Linked DNA regions of Homo sapiens: region 2 is linked to region 1. The links are chromatin loops, found by intact Hi-C in ENCODE. Cell type or tissue: endothelial cell of umbilical vein. All regions are shown on one strand. Links, peaks and the distances in the headings refer to the core of each region. The heading gives the core; the rest is flanking DNA.

Region 1 (7,903 bases), core at 2,260-4,759:
GGGTTAGGTGGGAAATTATGCATCCCTGTATTTCAAGGGAGTGGGATTAGGTGCGAGATGAATCACTGTATCATCTCAGGGAGTGGGTTAAGTGTGATTTACATCAGGAGACCTGAACCCGGCCCGCCCATCATCTGAGATGTGCATCCCTGTGCGAGGCTGCAGTGTTAGGTTCCCTGTGTAAGGCTGCAGTGTTAGGCTGCGTGGGTCAGATAGAGTAGTGTCGGTCTCTCCAGAAACAACTTGAGTGAACCCCTGCATGTCCTTTGTGTCATCAAGGCTGATTATCAACTTTGTAATATAAGGAAATTCAAACCAAGTCATGTTAGACCCGTTCTGGCTCTAAATGGCTATCTAAGGGTCTATAAATTTCCTCTGTGAGAGTGAGCATTCCTGAGCATTAGAATGCAATGTCTAGGGAGGCTTTGGAATCCTTCCTCTGAGGTTCTGAACATACGGGCACATTCCCATCTGTCTGGAATAATCATGTACTGTTCTGCACAAAATTAGGAGGATTAACCAGCAGACCCCTTGGGTCCTGTGGTTCCCAAGAGCCTCTCAGCTCTGACCTTCTCACGTGTTCTCTACCACAAACCGAGGCCAGCAGGGAACGAGTTCTGTAACTCAAGAGGGCAAAAGCTCTCCTAAAGCAACAATGTAGTCCTGAGTCCTGATTTCAAAGAAATAACTTAGTGGAGGCACTCTCCAAGTCACACCAGAGAACGTCAAAGTTCAGGGACAAAGTTCTCATATCAGTCCCCAAATGCCAGTCCACAGACAACTGCCAGTTCACAAGAAACTATTCTTTGCTTCGTGGTGAAATGAAAGAAAAGTAAGGACAGATGTGCGTGTGTATGTGTATATACATGCATATTCACATTATACCTTTTACATAAAATATTTTCTCCTGGGAAGAAATGTCCTTGCTTTTAAAATTATGTCTTGTCTTTTGTGTTAAAGCATTCTTTCTTTTATGAACCAGTGATGGTAGGTGATGGTAGCTGATGGTAGCTGTTTCATTATTCCTTTTTTTTTTTTTTTTCAGACGGAGTCTTGCTCCATCGCCCAGGCTGGAGTGCAGTGGCGCAATCCCGGCTCATTGCAACCTCTGCCTCCTGGGTTCAAGCGATTCTCCTGCCTCAGCCTCCTGAATAGCTGGAATTACAGCTGTGCACCACCACGCCCAGCTAATTTTTGTACTTTTAGTAGAGGCGGGGTTTTGGCATGTTGGCCAGGCTAGTCTCAAACTACTGACCTCAGGTGATCCACCCGCCTCGGCCTCCCAAAGTGCCAGGATTACAGGCATGAGCCACTGCACCCAGCCCGTTAGTAGTTTATTTTTAACGCTATTACAGGGAAAAAAGTTTGTTGTTTTTTAAATTGGGCATCTTTCTTTAATCCCCCATTAAAAGCTTTCTTTATTCCTTGGCTTCTTTGTAAAATCTCGAAGTCTGGGAATCTCTGTCATAGCTTTACAGTCACTTTCAAGGAGCTTTCAGAACCCTCCAAAGCTGGGCCCCACGTAAGACAATCCTGGCTCGAATCACTTGACTTTGCCACCCTGCAGACTCCTGAAGCTACAACACCAGGAAGTGAGGTGAGGACTTTCACCTGAACCCCAATTACATCCACAGTGAGAGGGAACATGCGGGCGGCTGGAGAGCCTATCTTCTCTGAATCATCTGGGGATAAAGTCACAGGCAGGAAAGCAACAAGCAGGTGGCCTTTATCTGGGGATTGGCCATTCCTCCCCACATACTTGCCACAAGCCCTCTAGAATGGAATAGATGTCAAACTCTTGCTGAATGAGTTCATATTCCTACCCTGCTTTTAAATGTTTAAGTCATAATCATCTTAGTTTTAAAGCCTCATTATTGCGGTATTTTTAGCATTCTAGTTTTCCAGATACATATATCATGTTACCAACCACAGTTTAAAAGCTCTTATGGCAACTTACTCATGCGCGCATTTTATTCTCTTTAAATTCTCTCCTAAGATGAGGAAAAGGGGGGTGTAGAAAATTTCCTCTGAACAATCAGAGGATTGTACATAGACACAATTTGGTCATGTATTGAAGTGAACCTTAGCTGGGGAAAAATTAAAACCTAACAAGAAACAAAAGAGGAACCTACTGTAGAAAACAATGAGTTTGTTCAAATGCATTCTTAACATTTCTGTGAGTACTAATCAACCATGAGAAACTTGTATAGCATAAAAGTGTCCACTAGGAGGCACTGCAGTCAAAGCACACAGAAATAGACCCAAAACCCTTAATTTATGTAAACTCACGTGTTTTTATTAATATTGTCAATAGTGAACTGTTTTTGCAAAATGAGAGGTCACTATTTTTCAGACCTGATTAGGAAAAATTGCACAAGGCACTTCTTGCTGAAGAAAAAAAATCCATTTTCTGGCAGCAGGAGTTAGCTGACTCGTGGCAATCCAGAGTTGGCCTCTTACTAAGGTCAATATGCATGTGCTCAGGAAACTTGAACCCACACAAGAATGTGAACCAAGACGGTCAGGCCAGAGATAACATGCGGGTCTTGTAAATGTCAAACTTTGCTTCCTCTGCTCAGCTGAAAACATCCTCTTCTCTTTCCCTTATCCTCCTCCCACCCTACCACTCCTGATGATATCCATAAACAAAAAAATTTTAATGACTCGTAGAAGCTTTAAAATAGGAGGACATTTAATTTCATAACGCATCTGCGGTCACAAGCTGACTGCAGCTGAGTGAAGATACAACCTTTAGCAGTGCTCCCTGACTACAGGTCAAGTGGATGCTCTCCTTGTGACTGTAGCAGATGGAGGAGGAAAGGTAAAGGTGAATGCAAGAGGCTAGAAACATACATTGTGATCCCTTTTTTAAAGCCTTTGATTTTTTAAGATTAAACTAACCCATTTTTTTAAGTATATGATTTGTTCATTAAACTACAAATACATGTCTTGGATTGCAAGCTGAAGAGCAACTGAGAGCTAGGAGAGGCATGATAAGACCCAGGAAAGAAACTACAGCAAGGCGCCCTCATGTCGCTTAGAATACAATGCAGGTCCCTGTAGCTCCTGCTCCCTGAGCCTCCTGGCACGCCTGTTAAACAACCACTGCCTTATTCACGCAGAGAACTTGCCATGCTGGGGTCGCCCAGGGAAAGTGAAGTTTTGGTCAGTGTTTTGGGTTGAATTGTATGTCTTCTCCGAAAAAATATGTTGAAGTCCTAACCCCTCTTTACATGCCAATGTGACATTATTGGAAGGAGGGTCTTTGCAGTTGTCCTCAAGTTAAACTTCGGCCACTAGGTGGCGCTCATCCAATGTGACTGCTGTCTTTATAAGGAGAGGAGATTTGAACACTGAGATGCAGAGACAGAACGCGGTGGGACGACAGAGGGAGAGAGGGGGGTGATGCGTCCACTAGCCAAGGAACACCAAGGACTGTTAGCAGCTGGGAGAGATGGAAGGAGCTCCGGAAGAAACCAGGCCTGCCCACACCTTGATTTCAGACTCCTGTTCTCCAGAATTGGAGAAAATAGATCTCTTGTTTTAGGTCACCCAGTTTGTAGTCCTTCATTATGGCAGCCCTAGGAAACTCATGACCAAATCTGGAAAAAGTAGGCCGGGCACGGAGGTTCACGCCTGTAATCCCAGCACTTTGGAAGGCCAAGGTGGGTGGATCACCTGAGGTCAGGAGTTCGAGACCAGCCTGGGCAACATGGCAAAACCCCGTCTCTACTAAAAATACAGAAATTAGCTGGGTGTGGTGGCGGGCGCCTGTAATCCCAGCTACTCAGAGCCTGAGACAGGAGAATCACTTGAACCCAGGAGACGGAGGTGGCAGTGAGCCAAGATCGTGCCACTGCACTCCAGCCTGCACAACAGAGCAAAACTCCATCTCAAAAAAAAAAAAAAAATGGAAAAAGTAGAATGGAATTCTGGGAATGATAATCAAGAGAGGTTCAACTGCTGAAGCACGAAGTTTTAAGGCTTTTTTTTTCTGTGTCTTCTCCTTTTCTTCCCTATTTTCCGGTCTACTCAACCCCGATATTCCAATTTCTCAATATGAAATATTATTTTTAGTTATCTTTAAACGCACAGCTGTTGGTGATTTCTGGAGACATGCCCATTTTTTCCAGTCCATTTTGTAGATCTCCTCAAATACCTAAAAACTTCACAGTCCAGTTGGCATTTTTAAAGCACTTTGCTCCTTTGAGTTGCTCAAATTATTTGACATAAATGTTCCCTTATTCATGTCAGTTTAAAGGAAAAGATAAGTACAGATCTTATTTTAAACCTCAGGAAATATACAGCAAAGTTAAGCATCTTATAGTAAATCACGTTGCCTTTCAGCGAGTGAGCAGAGCCTGGTGGACGGACTCCCAACTGCCTGTATAGTCTTTTTAAAGTATTATACAATTATATTTTATTCTTTATTACCCACCTACAAGACAAGAATGAATAAATCCTCCAAAATGGTGGTCACTCAAGAGTTGCCTTTTGGGGACCTTTCTCTTTTTTTTGATAGAAATGCCTCTGATATTTTGAGAATTCATAAAATCTCAAACAAAATGGAGCGAGTACCTTGTCATGTTCTAATTCTCCAGTAACCACAAGAATCTTCCTTCCTCTCCATTCCATTCTGAGAAAGAGCCACTTCACCTCTCAGAATGATGGGAAAGATAAGGCACAAGCCAAGCCAAATCTTCTCCCCCAAATTCCCTGGCTCTACACGTCCCTGGGACAGGAAGGTCTCAGCTCGCTGACTTGGGCATCCTCTGTGTGCCACAGGTGGGGGATCACCATAGAGAGCCCTCGGTCGGACTCCCTCTGCCCCTGGCATTCTGCCTCCCAAAGTTAAGTGTCATCTTAAAGATGGAGCCACACCAGGGAAAATTCCCTTATCCTTGCTGTGTTTCAGCAGAAGTGAAACAGACTGGAATTTCCAAAGCTACTAAAGAAAGGAGAAAGGGAAATCAAAGAACATCAAGAAAATTTAACAAGCCTAAAACTCAGAAGCACAGAAACATGGCTGAGCGTGTCCACCGCTCACAGGCCCTGTGCCACCCCTCCTCCAAGCTCACGGGCTTGGTTCACATGATCAAGACCACCCTGTGGCTTCCTTGCTTCCCAGCTACAGAGTCATGGCCACTGAAAAGTGCCACCTCACCTCCCTGCCAAGTCTGTGTCCTAGACAACTAACTCCCTGGATCAGGGGCATTACTGAACTAAGACCAAATCTCCAGATGAGAGAGAGATTATCAGATTCTTCACATGCGATCCAGCTTGTGGGAATGCGGGTGGGGTATAGGAAGTGGTTCAGCCCCATATGGATCCTTATAATGGAAGAATTATGAAAAATATAACCACAGAATAAACATGACAGTCACACAAGATGAGTCAGGTACACACCACAAACTGTGTAGGTCTCAGTGAAAGTAGACTATCTGGCTGAGGTTGGAGGGTCCTAGGCTAGTGCTACGGGGAGACAAGGACATGGTAGACAGGAAGGAGGTGACCCAGGCAGGGAGAAGGAGCAGATAGATTAGGAGGTTGTTGCCAGAAAGTGGGGCAGGCCTGTGGTAGAAATGCATGCCCCAGAGTTAAGGAAGCTGGGAACTGTCAGGAGCAGGTTGTGTGGTGCCAAAGAACACTGACATTTTTCAAATGGTGGGGGATTTGAAAAGGCAAGTGAGCAGCCCAAATGTGATCATAGTTAACGTCGACTGAGTTACACCAGAAATGTGCTAGACACTTCATATGGATCTTCTCATGTAATCCTCACAACAACCCCATGCTATAGAAGTACTGCCGTCCACATTTTATAGAAGAGTTAACAAGCCTTCAAAAAAGTAACTTGACCAAAGTCTCACAGACTAGTGAGTACAAAACCGAAATTAGAACCCACATCATTGGATATTGAAGCCGGAGCACTTAACGCTATATATGCGCACACACACGAGCACACGTGCACGCACACGTGCACACACACACATACACACACACACATCTTAAATATCAAGGACTCTACAGAGCAGGGGTATTTTCCAAAAGGAGGAAGAGTCATAGATTGCAAGTGATCATGGAGTATTGGCGTAAATGGGTCCCCAACCCAGTAGATGAAATGTGAAAAGGGGGAAGCCGGGATACTCTGGAGAGAGCAGAACTTCAGCTAGGGTGCGCATTCTCTGAGACTGAGGACACAGAAGGAAGTATCCACTGAAGAACAGGAATCCCAGACAGCCCAATGGAAAGGGTTGCCATGAGAGTAAAAGAGGAGTCAGGAGTCCATGGGAAAGCCCCACAGAGCAGCAGGGAGCAAGGGCATGCAAAGGAGACAGATTACCAGCCTGGCCAGAGCTTGGGTGATCCTTGGAGATGACAGGATGGTAGGGCAGATGGGACAGACTCCAGGGGGCCGCAAGTGTGCTGCTGTTTCCCCGTCCTCTGAGCTGCCAGGGCCTGGAGCACTCAGCCTGTGGTCAGTTGGTCGCCGGCCCTGGTGGAAGGGGAATCTTTGGGGCCACAGATAGTGGAGGAGGAAGGAGCTCTGCCTGGCCCCCTGGCAGCTGGGAGCTGGGAGCTGCCAGACCTTGAAGGAGAATTAGTTGGTCTAGGAAGCTTACCCTGGCATGACTAGGGAGGTAAAATAATCTGCCTAATGTACATTCCTCTTTTCCCCTGGAAAATCTGAAATAGAGAGCAGCCTGCTCTAAGCATGGTTGTACATTCTGCTTATTTGAAGAAGCCAGGCAAGGAGTTCCCCACAAGCAGCAAGACATGTAGGAACTGTAACGTGGAAGAACCTAAAACTATATTTTTGGTTCTCAGGTAAAGTAGGTCATGTATGGCAGCCATGTGACTAATGTCAGAATCACTGCTTTCTGCCTATTTTTCTAGTCCTCCAACCGTTTATTTATATTTGGAAACTATCTCAACCAGCCACTAACTGTATGTCATGGGCTTTCTCAACCGTCTTGTACACCAGCCATCTCTGACTCCTGCCAGCAGGGATCATGTTGAAACAGTTTGGGAGTGTGGTTTTTAGGTTCCAGCAAAATACTTCTTAAAAAAAAAAAAAAGCCTCCTAGGAAAATGAGTTTGAACTGTATGTAATTTCTGCTTCTGTTGAGTTTTCTGCAATGGTTCTTTCAAGCTAAGAACAGCCCAATACTCAAGCGAGGATCATTTCTCTTGGCCACTGATCCATTTTTCCTTTTTTATTATGGAAAGTTTCAAACATGCAAAAATATAGAGAAAAGAACAATGATGACCTGTACACCCCTCACCTTGCCGCAACATTCGACAATTGTCAACTCATTTTGGCCACCATATTCAGTGGATGATGAAGGAAGGAAGGAAAGGAAGAAAGGAGAGAGGGAGGGAAAGAGGGGAAAGAAAGGAAGGGAAGACAAAAATAAAAGAAGAAAAGAGAAAAGAAAAGAAAAGGGCTAGGCCTGGTGGCTCCTATGTATAATCCCAGAGCTTTGGGAGGCCAAGGCTGGAGGATTGCTTAAGACCAGGAGTTTGAGACCCACCTGGGCAACATAGTGAGATCCTATCTTTATAAAAATTTTTTATGTTAGCCAGGCTTGCTGGAAGGTGTCTGCATTCCCAGGAAGCTGAGGCAGAAGGATCACTTGAGCTCAGTAGTTCAAGGCTACAGTGAGCCATGATTGTGCCACTGCACTCCAGCCTGTGCAACAGAGCAAGACCCCACCTTTAAAAAAATAAATAAAAAGAAGAAAGAAAAGAAGAATAAGTTAAAATGTGTTGCACAAGATTTGGAGCATGTTCCTCCATATTTCCTCTTACTTTGGAACTCAAGTTAAAACAGTTCTCAGTACAAATTACATACAATTGGTTTTATGAAATTCTTCCTAGATTCAAAATTTCAATTAGATTTCAG
Region 2 (7,903 bases), core at 2,080-4,579, 270 kb after region 1:
TTCACTGCAGTCTCTGCCTCCCGGGTTCAAGTGATTCTCCTGCCTCAGACTCCCAAGCAGCTGGGTTTACAGGCATGTGCCACCAAGCCCAGCTAATTTTTTTTCTTTTTTGAGACTGAATGTCGCTCTGTTGCCAGGCTGGAGTGCAGTGGCACAATGTCAGCTTACCGCAGTCTCCGCCTCCTGGGTTCAAGTGATTCTCCTGCCTCAGCCTCCCGAGTAGCTGGGACTACAGGCATGTGTCACCATGTCCAGATAATTTTTGTATTTTTAGTAGAGACGGGGTTTCACCATGTTGGCCAGGATGGTCTTGATCTCTTGACCTCGTGATCCACCCACCTTAGCCACCCAAAGTGCTGGGATTACAGGTGTGAGCCACCACACCCGGCCTAATTTTTGTGTTTTTAGTAGAGATAGGGTTTCTCCATGTTGGCCAGGCTGGTCTCAAACTCCTGACCTCAGGTGATCCACCTGCCTTGGCCTCCCAAAGTGCTGAGATTACAGGCGTGAACCACTGCGCCCGGCCTGTGTGTTTATTTATTCCATTATTTAACTTGTGAAGGTTTATTGGACACTTACCATGGGCTAGGACTGTGCTGAGCTTTTTACATGTATTAATTCATTTAATCTGCTTGGTAGTCCTAAGTGATTGTATTGTTTACATCTTTATTTTATGTATGAGAACACAGAGTCTTAGAGAAGGGAGGTAGTCTGCTCAAGTTCACACAGCTGGGAAATGATAGAGCCAGGATAGGAGGCCAGAGAGCTCTAGCTCCATGAACTCATTTGGAGGGGAAGGCAGTTGTTCTGGTAGATTTTTGTTTATTTGTTTGTTTTGTTTTTGAGATGGAGTCTTGTTCCGTTGCCCAGGCTGGAGTGCAGTGGCATGATCTCTGCTCACTGCAACCTCCGTCTCCTGGGTTCAAGAGATTCTCATGCCTCAGCCTCCTGAATAGCTCGAATTACAGGCGCCTGCCACCACGACCAGCTAATTTTTGTGTTTTTAGTAGAGACAGGGTTTCACCATGTTGGCCAGTCTGGTCTTGAACTCCTGACCTCAAGTGATCCCGCCTGCCTTGGCCTCTCAAAGTGCTGGGATTACAGGTGTGAGCTATCACTCCTGGCCGTTCTGGTAGGCTTTTGAAGTCGGAAGAATAGAGACTGTGTGGAAATCTTCAGGAATGCATATTTGCTTCTCCATACAGAGCAGAACAGTCAGGTAATACAAGTCCAAAAGGAATTAGCTGATTTCTGCCAGTGACTGGAACAAGGAATAGAAATTTTCCTATAGCCAAGCAAAAGCAGAAACATAGACCTTCTGCTTCTTTTTGTGATGACAGCAACTGCACACTCATCCCGAGTGATTGGCGTAAGTAAGTGATCCCTGTTCCGAGTGAGGGCTCGAAAAATACTTTCAGTGGGCCAGGCGCGGTGGCTCACGCATGTAATCCCAGTACTTTGGGAGGCTGAGGCAGGCGGATCACCTGAGGTCGGGAGTTTGAGACCAGCCTGACCAACATGGAGAAACCCTGTCTCTACTTAAAATACAAAAATTAGCCAGGCGTGATGGTGCATGCCTGTGATCCCATATTCGGGAGGCTGAGGCAGGAGAATCGCTTGAACCCAGGAGGCGGAGTTTGCAGTGAGCTGAGATTGTGCCATTACATTCCAGTCTGGGCAACAAGAGCGAAACTCTGTCTCAAAAAAAAAAAAAAAAAAAGAAAAGAAAAATAGTTTCAGTGAAATTTTGTGTTTCCAGGGAGCATCCGTGTGGAATGCCAAGGCCACACTGAATTTCATCAGTTATTTTTTTGGAGTTTCGTCTATTTCTGGTAAACTCTAGCTTCCATGAAGCAATATTGAGGGAAAGTGTATTTGCTTTGGAATCCATATGCAGTTTGTAAATCTTGCTTGTAATCTGCTGAGCTGCTGAGCTGATGCTTCTATCTGCCTTGTAGATGGAAGTGACACGCAGCTGTCTAGTCACAGCTTTGGGCTTTTGGACTCTTCACATCTTCCTTACCCATTAAACTTGAAACTGTTTCTTTCAAGTTTAATGATAACAATTTTAAGAAACTATTTTGGAAATTGACTCTCCTAGTAGTGTGAGACTTTAAAAGGTAATGGATGGTTTACATTTAAACCAGCTTTTGAAGGCTGTGATTTAGTTAAGGTGGTGCTACTTGGCAGCTGCTAATATTTTTTATTCCTATGGAATACGTATTCTGTAGTTTAAAAAGAAAGTGGCTAGCATGGTTAGATCAGCAGAAATATTCTTTGTTGTAAAGTATGTAGCCTGGAAGTTATCAAGGGATGGATACATAGGTTAGAATTACTTTTTTTTTGGACCCAGGGTCTTGCTTTTTTGCCTAGGCCGGAGTGCAGTGATGCAATCACAGCTCACTATACCCCGGACCTCCTGGGCTCAAGAGATTCTCCCCCGTTCGGCCTTTTGAGTAGCTGGGACTACAGATGTGTGCCACCATGCCCATCTGATTTTTTCTTTTTTTTTTCCTTTTTTTTTTTGTAGAGATGGGTCTCCCTGTGTTGCCCTGGCTGGTCTTGAGCTTCTGGGTTCCAGTGATCCTCTCCTCCCCTCTCAGCCTCCCAAAGTGCTGGGAATACAGGCATGACCCACCATGTCCTGCTAGAGTTACTGGTTTGCATAGAATGGTAGTTCTCAACTGGAGGCACTTTTGCCTCACCGGGGATATTTAGAAGTATCAGGAGACATTTCTGGTTGTTAACACTGATGGGAGGTGACTACTGGTGTCTAGTGGGTAGAAGCTGAGGATGCTGCTAAACATCCTCAATTGCAGAGGGCAGCCCCCACAATGAAGATTGATCCAGTCTAATAGGTCAATAGTGTTAAGGGTAAGAAAACCTGATATAAAAGATTGACTTACAAGAATCTTCCCTCTTGTATTTTATTTTAATATGCTGCATTTTCTAAATAAAATCATTATTCCTAAAGTAATTTCCATAGTGTACTCTTCGGGGTGTGTGTGAATGATGCATTAATCTGATTTTTATTAATTTTAATACCGGCATTATATTTAGTACAACTTGGTTATATTAAATATCTAGATCTATAGTTATATGTTTGTTTTATTTATTCCAACATTGATTTCTGCAGCATTGGTTAATAGTTGGGATATTAAGCCATTTTTATTTCTAGGCCTTCTCAACTTTGAGTTTCCACTGATCCTAAGAAGCGAAGGAACAGACAATACGGACCTGATTTGTATATTTCTGAGATGAAAGAAAGATTGAAGGGGCTGACGTTAGCAATCTACACTATATTCTTTGGACCTCTTCGTGTCATCTAATTATTTTAGTTAATTACCAACATTTTTGTTACCAACCCTGATAATGCAAGAGGCAGCCTCTTTGAATGGGGTACGTGAACCTTTACCAGTGAATTCATATCTTTTTTCTTTTCCGTTTCTCCCAATTTTGATGAGTAAGTGTGTGGTTTTTCTTCTTAATTTTCATCAAGCCTATTGTTTTCTTGCCAGCCACAGTGATGAATCACTCTAAAAGCTTGGTGAGGGCAGTTGAATCAGCAGGCAAAACTTTTTTATTTGCTGAAAATAAATGGAAGGCTGCTTATAGGTTCACACCCTTGCTGCTCTCATCAAATCTTCAGGCAGGAGGGAAATGAAATTGGATCATCTTAAACTTCCTGGATTTAATCTGTGATTTAGGAGTGAGTTCTTTCCATGCTTCTCCTCTCCTCTTTTCCCTTCCTAGCAAGAGGAGAAAAAAAGCAAGTAATTTAATGTAATCTGATTTTTTTTTTTTTTTTTTTTTTTACTTCATGGCTTTTTGACATTGGAAGAGAAATGAGCCATCTTTCTAGAGGAGCTTTAGTGTCATGTGTGCTTTTCTTATTGATTGGGAATAACTTAAAAAGACTCCTCAGAACTCCGAATGGGATATTTAATTTGTTAGAACACGAGTCTGCACCACTATCTGTTGACGGTGAAATGAATTTACTAAGTGGATAATTTGCTGAGCATTAGCTGACCCTGACGTGGCGGAACGAAGGTCTCTGGAGATGGTTCATGGTGGAAATCTGGGCTTGATGGGTCGGTAATGAGACTTCAGCGATGACATCTTTACCAAGGCTGAGGCTTAACACTCGGGACCAAGCGATTCAACTGGTAAGCGACATGCTTTGAATATTTACTCACCAGCTCTGTTAATTCAGATTCAGGATAAGAAATGTATGGTGAGTGATTTTTTTTTTTTTTTTCTTTTTGACGTAGAGTCTCGCTCTGTCGCCCAGGCTGGAGTGCAGTGGCGCAATTTCAGCTCACTGCAACCTCTGCCTCCTGGGTTCAAGCAATTCTCGTGCCTCAGCCTCCTGAGTAGCTGGGACTACAGGTGCATGCCACCACACCCGGCTAATTTTTTATATTTTTATTGGAGACTGGGTTTTGCCATGTTGGCCAGGCTGGTCTCGAACTCCTGACCTTAGGTGATCCGCCCGCCTTGGCCTACCAAAGTGCTGGGATTGTAGGCGTGAGCCACTGCGCCCAGCCAATGGTGAGTGATTTCTTTGCATCAGAGATGACTGCTTGTTGAAGACCACTGTTGATGGAATTCAGCGTGCCTTCACCTCTGCCACTTGACCTCTGATTGGCCTGCCATTGCTGTGGTTGTACTGGTAGCTAGGAGGGTTCCCATCCCCTGCCATTACTGAGACCATGATGCTGTGGAGGGGGATGCGGAGGACACCAAGGAAGTACGACTGATTGACTGATGCACCTTGGAGGGTCCCTCAGATTTATCTATAAACCCTTAAAAATAACGATAATCATAGAGGACATCTGTGAGGAACTTATTTGGTGCCATTTGCTGTGCTGAGCCATTTATATACAGATATCCTGGATCTCATTGAATCCTCTGCATCTTAGGAACTGTTGTTAATCTCATGTAGAGATGAACTACCTATGGCTTGGAACCCAGTTGTGTTCCCTGGTGGGACTCTGACTTCAGAAAGTACTCTTTTTGTCTTGCACTATATACCTTAGTTCAGTGTAAAGGGCCTGGTTGTTGGATTTTATTTGTGTGATCAATATTATTTTGCAGTTGGCCATTAGCGATCATCTATTCTCACCTCTTCATTTTGTAGACAGAATCTTCACCCCAAGATGTAAGTCCCTTGCCCAGCTTTGAAGAGCTTGTTCATGAATCCAGAGCCTTTTTCTTTGCTGCTGGTGACTTTGGCATTTCTGGGAAATTTCCGTTTATTTAAGGTTATACTTTTAATCTTGTGATGTATGTATATTACAATATTAATTTCTAATCAGCTGCGAAAGTTCCACCCTTGCAAAGTCCCACAGCCAGATGGGATCCCAAGTTTCTTGGCTCCCCCAGAGCTTGTGTGTTCATTTCTTCTCTTACAAGTTGATGTCTCAAGAGCTTATCACTGCTCTCACGGCCAGGTGGCTTGCCGGTTCCAAGGACTGGCAGTGACCTTATAAAATATTTGGACTTTTTCTAGTGCGATACGATCCCATACTAGGCAGTGATTAAATCTCAAGGTTATTTTCATGTCTGGGGTACCCAGTGGAAGGCATGTTTTGTCTAGGACTCCCTTAAATGTAGGAAAGACATATCTGGGGCTAGAAAAATTAGTATTTACAAATAGGCAAAACAAAAGTAGTAGACTCAGCAGAAAGAACAGGTCTGCAGAATTAACAGTGGCATAGGTGGGCCACGTAGGTTCTGTCAGATATCACTGATCCCAGTGAGGTCATGGGGCATATTGATCTGTTCTGCTGACCGCTATCTGATACTGATAACGCATGTTAGGTTCTTATAAGAATGGGCTTGCAGGCTTCTTAGTGTATTCCAGCAGAAGCTCCTGAAGGTCCTTGGGAAGTTTGTCACAGGCAGGAATCATGTGGAATGGCAGCGAAGGAAGGCGGCATGGCCAGCTGTTGGGATCGGCAGAGCTGGCTCTGGCAGTGGGCACTCAGCCAAGCCGCCCGCACTTCCTATAAAACACCCTGGTCTCTACCCAGCTTCCCGTAGGTACTGTAGGAAGAAATGCCACCTTGAACCCTTGGCCCAGCTTGCAGTACCATGCTGGAACATTAAGGTCTTTATCATTTGGTCAGGATCGGACAGACTTGCTCATGTTCCTTTGCTTTTCCTGCCCCACCACTGAAGTTGGTATCTTCAGGTGTGTTTCCAGGGAGGAGCCCAGGTTAGCTGTGTTGTATTGTTTCTTGTCTTAACTGAAATCCCATAAAAGGGGCTGAGTGTAGTATCCCACGTGATCCAGGTCATTCCTCCTCCTGGTGCCTCTTGGCTCCCTCTCCTTCTTGTCTTTTTGTCTCGAGCAACTGTATCCTAACCTCCTCCCTCTCTTGCCACATGGTGGTCTAGTCTTTGCCTGGCCTGTTGTTCTTGGAGCTCAGAATTTTGCTGGCCTTATTTCTGAACTTCAGCTCATACTTACGTATCCTGGTTCTCACTTGTCTCTCTTGTTCTGACTCAAGATGTTGCAGGCTCCTAGCCACACCCAAACCCCACATTGCACACCTACGCTTGCTTTGTCCACTGCCTGGGGTTGGCTGTGTTTCTGTAAGCAGGCAGGTCAGTAGCCTGTCTTCCACTGCCAGCCTTCCCTGGCACTCTGGGCACTGGCCACCTCCACAGTGGCAGATGCAGTTTTGCAAAAGTGACTTCATTCACAAACTTGAGAAGAAGGAAATTCTGCGATACCAGGGTGAAAACCAAAATTAATCATTCAGTCTTGAGCTTTAGACAGCCATACACGTATATACAAGGAGAAGCAGAAGATTGTAGTTTGAAATGTTCATATGCAATTCATACCCTAAAGGCTTGGATTCCTTCTAGCATTACCAACTATGCATCTCTGTGCTTTATTGCTAGAGGAGACTTGACTATTACTCAAGATTTGATTTTTTAAAATGACCTGACAGGAGTGTTAAGAGAATTTTGGCAGTGGCTTGTATCTTTGTCTTTGAGTTTTTAGCACCTTTAAATGCCAAGCATGATTTTTTTTTCCTCTATAACCTAATCTTGGAAGTGAGAAAAGAGTTTGTTTTATAACTGGGGAGAAAGAAATGGTTTATTTTTGTGTTTGATGTCAGTCACAAAAGAAGGGAGGCACTGAGAGAAATGTAAGCTCCTTTTTTGGTGAACTTTACTAAAACCAAAGGGAAGATAGAATTGGCTTTTTTTTTTTTTTTGGGAATAAACAATATCCTTGCGTTCTGGTGTTCAATTGGCAGGTGGCCAGAAAGCATGCCTGTAGCTTAGGAATCATCCCAAACTAAGAGAAAAAGCCTGACTTGCTGGAGGCTGAAATTCAATCTTGGAGGTACCATGGTGTGTGTGTGTGTGTGTGTGTGTGTGTGTGTGTGTGTGTGTGTGTGCAGGGTGGTAGGTGAAGGAAGTCTGGAAGTTGTACCCTTGGCAGCTATAAACAGAATACTCAACCCACTTGGGTGGCTGAAATACAGACTGTTTAAAAGGGTTTTAGTCTGCCATTTGGTCAGAATTAAGGTATGATTCAATATATTATATCCAACGCTGGCCTAAAAACATACTCATTTTTCTTTTGATTAGAGCCAGGTTTAATTAAAATCACTGCTTGACAAGCCCATTAAATAACTGAAACTTCCCTTCCAAAGCTTACCCTGAATGGAGGCATTATGTACCAAATAATGCATTTTTCAAAACCAGTATTGAGACCCAGACTATGTAAGGCACGGTGTACAAAGGCTACAAATATGGGGCCTCAGGTAAGGAAAGTGCGTGCACTGAGTTAGGTCGTGTGCCATAGGGAGTGGTGGGGACTGTGGCTCACCGGAGCTCACTGACCTGGAAGAATTAGGGCTCAGTGTTGCCAGGCCTTCTA

What was found. A loop is a pair of places that touch in the nucleus more often than their neighbours do. Peaks named below come from ENCODE experiments on the same cell type or tissue, not always from the same donor. Only the 100,000 strongest peaks of a DNase experiment are listed, where the experiment ranks them.
Region 2: a loop joins it to region 1, with 4 times the contacts of the local background. A loop is called at or near these places in 3 of 110 quality-filtered maps.

Annotation. Positions count from the first base shown.
Region 1 is chr5:17,184,997-17,192,899 of GRCh38, reverse strand. All of the region lies in intron 1 of BASP1-AS1 (BASP1 antisense RNA 1), which reads left to right. Among named protein-coding and RNA genes, the nearest start is that of BASP1-AS1, 28 kb to the left of the region's middle. RefSeq lists a silencer at 2,326-2,620. In endothelial cell of umbilical vein, for the core only: CTCF peaks have their summits at 3,090 and 3,291 (motif pointing right); DNase peaks (open chromatin) are centred at 2,399, 3,299 and 4,109; H3K27ac peaks cover 301 bases.
Region 2 is chr5:16,912,318-16,920,220 of GRCh38, reverse strand. All of the region lies in intron 1 of MYO10 (myosin X), which reads left to right. Among named protein-coding and RNA genes, the nearest start is that of MYO10, 20 kb to the left of the region's middle. In endothelial cell of umbilical vein, for the core only: no CTCF peak of the experiment used is centred there; a DNase peak (open chromatin) is centred at 3,520; H3K27ac peaks cover 1,395 bases.